2 separate regions of the Homo sapiens genome follow, and region 2 is linked to region 1. Evidence: chromatin loops called from intact Hi-C (ENCODE). Cell type or tissue: Calu3. All regions are shown on one strand. Links, peaks and the distances in the headings refer to the core of each region. The heading gives the core; the rest is flanking DNA. Region 1 overlaps LOC643339 (a long non-coding RNA gene). Region 2 overlaps LOC643339 (a long non-coding RNA gene).

Region 1 (2,924 bases), core at 114-2,613:
AAGACTGGGCCATGTGTAAGATAAGGCACTTATTATGCACTTTCATCCTCTGAAAACAGCTCTCAGAAGTAGATATTGTTATCTTCATTTTGCAAAGGAGTGTGGCTTATGAGACCTGCCCAAGGCCACATACAATGGACAAAGCTAGGATGTGAATCCAGGTCCTTCTTAGTGAGCCTAAGCCCACAGTACGCCCACTCTGCTTCTCCCAGGGATTAATGAATGATTCATCACAATTGTTTTATTTCTGTTCGTAGGGTTTTCTCTCCTACACCTTAATAAAGCCAAAGTTTATTTACTATTAAAGTTACAATGAAGTACTTATGAAAGCATACAAATTTGTAAAATAAGTCCTTATGTTTTCAAGAAAATTACCAGATATAATATTAACGACAAGATGAAACAAAGATACGAATCATGACTTTTGTCCTGTTTTAAAGTCACCTTATGGAACAATACATCATGAAATCAATAGTTGTACATCTAGGAAATTTACCACTGGAGCTCTCTTCCACTGGTGTGGATATTCTAATTGGTCTCAGGTGGCCGTCTCTGCCATTTTGGTGATTGGCTAGAATCCAAGGGTGTTTTTGAAGATGGCACCTGGAATTCACAAAACATGGCTAATTCTTCTGAGAAGAGATGGGACACAAACATGAAAGAGGAGTCGTAAAAACGTCAGGCATCTTTCGGTGCTCCTTCATCTCCTAAGGAGCTTCTCCCAGGACAGGTCTCTGTCCCCGCATTCTTTCCTTCCGCCTGGAGGGTAAGTTCCCGGATGCAGGAGGTAGTTTGTTTGCCCGAGGGCTCCGACCAGCATTGGGTGCTGAGGGAGGCGGGCCCGGCGGTGCGCATTTTTTTTTTTTTCCAGACAAGTCTTGCTCTGTTGACAGGCTGCAGTGCAGTGGCACCATCTCGGCTCACTGTAACCTCCGCTTCCTGGGTTCAAGTGATTCTCCTGCCTCAGCCTCCTGAGTAGCTGGGATTACAGGCGCCCGCCATCATGCCCAGCTAATTTTTGTATTTTTAGTAGAGACGGGGTTTCGGTTTCACCATGTTGGCCAGGATGGTCTCTATCTCCTGACCTCGTGATCCGCCTGCCTCAGCCTCCCAAAGTGTTGGGATTACAGGCGTGAGCCACCGCGCCCGGCCCCGGCAGTACACTTTGAATTCAGCAGTGACCAGGGCTGTTTGTTTAGAAAAGCCCGGGGCTCTGGTTCTCCACTGTAGTGTCATTCAGCAATGATTCCTTAGTGACAAACAACCCCGCCCTAACCCCCAGGTGAGTTTGACCCATGTCTGTTGCTATGCCAACCACAAGGCCCCGCCCCTTTACCCCAGGCTGACTTGGGATTGGCTTTTCCAGTGGGCAAAGGTCAAGGAAGGACGGTTGCCACGGATCATGCGCAGCGCGATGGCCTCGGCTGTGGGCTTCCGCCTGTTTGCCTTTCTTCCGCTCTCGGGGTAAAGGTCACCAGGGGCTGGTTCAGACCGCAGGCTCTGGAATCTGCCACACCTGGGTTGGAACCTTCACCACTGTCCCCCGCCCCAGCCACATTCTAATGAGTTACCTGCGGCAAGTTTAGGTCTAAGCCTCAGATGTTTTCCTCAGATGTAAAAATGTGTATTACCAAGGTTGTGAGATTTTGATGATAGCCGCAGGCACTTCTGTCTTCTTACAACATGCTATGTGTTTTTCTGAGCGTTTTACATAAGCTAACTCAATTCATCCTCACAACAAGCCTACAAGATAGGTATCTTTGTCATCCCACTTACAGATGAGGAAACTGAGGCATGGGAAAGTTACAGGACTTTCTCAACATCCAGTAGTTTGTAGATGCAGACCTGAGACATCAAAGCAAGTTTGAGTCCAGGAAACACCGTTGGGCAGCACATGCCTGTAATCCCAGTGCATTGGGAGACTGAGGCGGGAGGCTTGCTTGAGACTAAGAGTTCCAGACCAGCCTGGGCAAAGATAGTGAGACCCCATTTCTACAAAAAAAAAAAAAAAAAAAAAAAAAAGAAGAAAAGAAACACATGCCACTTTGGGACACAGTAGATATTTAATAAATTCTATTTATTTTTAATCCCATTACTATTATTGGTTCTGGTTTTCACGGCTTCCATGAGTCACTTTGGAAGTGGAGTGAGACAAAACGTTTTTGTGAGAGTATGATTTAAGAAAAATATTTTTGGACTGGCTGAGGTGGCTTGTGCCTGTAATCCCAGCACTTTGGGAGGCTGGGATGGGAAAATTGCTTGAGCCCAGGAGTTCCAAACTAGCCTGGACAACATAGTGAGGCCACATCTCTACAGAAAATAATTTTTGAAAATATATATGGTTTTGAACTTGAGTAAGGATAGTGTGGTTTAATTCAATTTCTCTTTTAACTCCAGTTTATTAAAGCTTAAGATTTTTAACACATTTTGCAGTTTACATTTTTATATACATTGTTCTTAATGATGAACATTAATATCTTCTTGTAGGCTTCTTCTAGGCTAAAGTGAGCTAATATGTGTAAATAACTTAAGTTCTTAGTACTGAGTACGTGCTGAATAAGGCAAGTATATATGGAAGGTCCTGAAGGTATGACTGTGATTTCACCTGGTCCCCAACTCTAATATTTCCTTGTGGGGATGCATCGGTTCCCAGGTTTTCTAGGACCAGTTGAAGCAGTGTACATTTGTACACTGTATTGCCAATTGCCAGTACAAGAGTGGGGAGCTTCTTGAGGCCAGAGGTCTTCTTGAGGCCACTTTGCTATTAAGGAAAAAGTTCACAGAGGAGCAAAGCAGCTGCTGACCACCCAGGAAAGGTAGCCTGATGGGAGCCTGCTCAAAGGGGTTTGCAGCCCCTTCTGAAATCTCTGCAGTGGGTTTTTCAATGGAACTAATGGTGTTTATATGTTAATTGCATATTAGAA
Region 2 (2,924 bases), core at 296-2,795, 170 kb after region 1:
TTCAGAATTCCTGCTTTCTGTTATGATATTTTTGATCATGAGTCGATTTGTAGGTTCTGGTTTACACATTCATTATTGAGACCAGAAATGAAAGTGTTGCCTCAAATTCTCTGATTCTAGTTTAGCCCACCTACCAAACTTGATTATTTTCCAATGATGGTCCTAGACTCACAATAAGAAATGCAAGGAAAGGGTTGGATTACAGTTGGGATAATGATCTGTTCTGCTCTGAACTGCAAGACCCCATTAAGTGGTGTTTTCTAAAGGTTTGAGTAACTCATTTTTATCTCTTCACTTATTCATGAAGATACTGCTGATAACAGTAAAAGAAAAAAGTAAAATGTACTAAATTTCCAACAATAGGGAATTGCTCAGGTAAATGATGTTATGATGGAAGGCTACTAATAAAAGATGTAGATGAATATTTATTGGCATAGAAAGATAATTGTGGTAATTAAATGAAATATTAACTTCAAAAGGGCAAATGTACAACATAATTCCACCATTATTAAATATATGCATTTGAATCAAACTATCTGGAGGAATGTTCAGTGGATATCTCTGGGTGGCAGGATTACAAACATTTAAATCTTCCTTCCTTACACTTACCTGTATTTTCTAATTTTTTTGTAGTGGATACATATTGTTTTTGGCAAAAGAAAAAAACTGATTTAGGTTGTATAAAATCCTATTCCAAAAGCTATTTGTAGGAATGAAGAAAAACATTTTGAAAATAAGTAAGTGCCAACTCTAAAAAATTAATTAAGCAGGGAAAAAATTTTAAATAGCAAAAATGGTGGGAAGGAATACAAATAGAAATAAACATAAATAGCAAAAATGAATTTCATTCTTTTTTAAAAGGATAGAGTCATTTAATGACAAATGTTTGAAATAAACCAAGTATCAATCGCCAACCTGTTTCTTCTTAGCTGAATTCTACCTGAAAGTGCTTCTAAAAGGGACTCAGAGCCTGGGAAGTAAACAGGATACTTTGAAATGTCCAAATTAAATAATCATAAGTTGCAACCTAATCTGATTTTTTTCTTTTTTGAGTTGCAAAAATATCTCTTTAAAATAAATCAAGTTCTTAGACAGAGGGCAAATATATTTATCTTTCCAACCATAATAAAAGCTGTCAGTTGTCAAATGCCTTTTATGCACCCATGTGTCAGATACTTACAAGTCTTTCCTCAAATTCATTAAATTTAATGGTTGGTTTATTTAATCCTCACTGTTTTAGGAGATAGGTATTATTGTGTTCATGTTATAGTTGCTGAAAACCAAAACTCATACAAATTAAGTTTCTTTTCTAACTCTTAAGTAGTAGAACCACATGGCCTTTTTTAAAAATCAGGTAACAAATATTTATTAAATCTACTTTGTATTAGCATTGTGTGTCGTGTGCTAAGAATAATACCAATGAAAAATATACTGTGGTCCCACCGCTTAAAGAAGCTTATATTCTAGTTGAATGACATGAAGCAAAACATTGCAAAAGTGATGAATCTCACAAAATAGGAAACCCAGGATGTGAAGGGGCAGGTAATCTGGTTTGTGACATCTGTCCTGTGGTCAAGACATTTAAACTGAATTCTGAAGCATGAGTAGGAATTAACTAGGCAAAGAGTGGTCGTGGAAGATGATTTCTGGTAGAGGGAAGGGAATGTGCTGAGGCACTGAGATGACATTTTGCTATAGCAGTGTGCTACAACCAACTATCCACAACTCTAGTTTGAAACAATAAGCATTTATTCCTTCCACATGGGTCTGTGAGCCAGCTGCAACTGGTGGGGCTTGGCTGGACTCCAGGGTTCAGGTCTCCCTTGTGTGTTACTCATTCTGTGTTGACCAATAGCTTCCAGGAACATGTTTCTTACATAGCACATGACAGGAGCACAAGAGCCCAAATGGAATCACACAAGCACATTTAAGGCCTCTTAACATGTTCAGGAACACTTCATTGGCTAAAGGAGGCCACATGGCCCAGCCCAAAATCAGTGGGATGGGGAAAATATTTTACCCATAGCGGATGGTATTTTGGAAGAATGTAGATGAATGTGGATACATTATCTAATATAGGAAAGATGTGAAAAATTGTGAACAATGATTCAGTCAACCACATCTAGGTTTTTCAAGGAATCCATTGCCAATATGGCTAAAGAATAGTGAGCCAGGGAGTGACAGTACTAGTTGATTTTATAATTGTCTGTCCTGGAGAATTTCTTCTTCTTCTTCTTTTTTTTTTTTTTTTTGAGACTGAGTCTCACTCTGTCACCCAGGCTGGAGTGCAGTGGTACCATCTTGGCTCACTGCAACCTCTGCCTCCCAGGTTCAAGCGATTCTCCTGCCTCAGCCTCCCGAGTAGTTGGGATTACAGGCGTGCACCACCACACCCGGCTAATTTTTGTATTTTTAATAGAGATGGGGTTTCACCATGTTGGTCAGGCTGGTCTTGAACTTCTGACCTCGTGATCCACACGCCTCGGCCTCCCAAAGTGCTGAGATTACAGGCGTGAGCCACTGCACCCAGCCGGGAACTTCTTATTATAGAGAATATTTTATATATGTATAATTTATATATATAATATATATTTTATATATATATAAAATAAGCATTATACATATATAAGAAGCACAAAAATATGCTTACTTCAAAAATATATATATGTGCTTACTCAAAAAATATATATATATGCTAACTGCAAAAGCTAATAACTTATCGAACTTCTACTTGAACTTTATTCCCAAAGAGATGAACACACTGAAATAACATGATTAACCCACAAAGCTGATATAGTGTCCATTGACTTAAATGTTCCTCCTTAGTTATGTGCCAAGCATTGGGTCTCTGTGTAACAGTAGCACATTTAGAAACTTTGCCTCAGAGGCAATTAAACCAGCTAAACCAGATTTGAACCCCTGAG

What was found. Peaks named below come from ENCODE experiments on the same cell type or tissue, not always from the same donor. Only the 100,000 strongest peaks of a DNase experiment are listed, where the experiment ranks them.
Region 2: it touches region 1 in a loop (2.7-fold over the local background); 3 of 110 quality-filtered maps call a loop at or near these places.

The regions. Positions count from the first base shown.
Region 1 is chr12:93,313,224-93,316,147 of GRCh38, reverse strand. The region is part of intron 2 of LOC643339 (a long non-coding RNA gene); the gene reads left to right. Among named protein-coding and RNA genes, the nearest start is that of NUDT4, 63 kb to the left of the region's middle. RefSeq lists a cis regulatory region at 1,461-1,474 and an enhancer at 1,395-1,539. In Calu3, for the core only: no CTCF peak of the experiment used is centred there; DNase peaks (open chromatin) are centred at 817 and 1,347.
Region 2 is chr12:93,145,393-93,148,316 of GRCh38, reverse strand. The region is part of intron 3 of LOC643339 (a long non-coding RNA gene); the gene reads left to right. Among named protein-coding and RNA genes, the nearest start is that of LINC02412, 28 kb to the left of the region's middle. In Calu3, for the core only: no CTCF peak of the experiment used is centred there; a DNase peak (open chromatin) is centred at 1,806.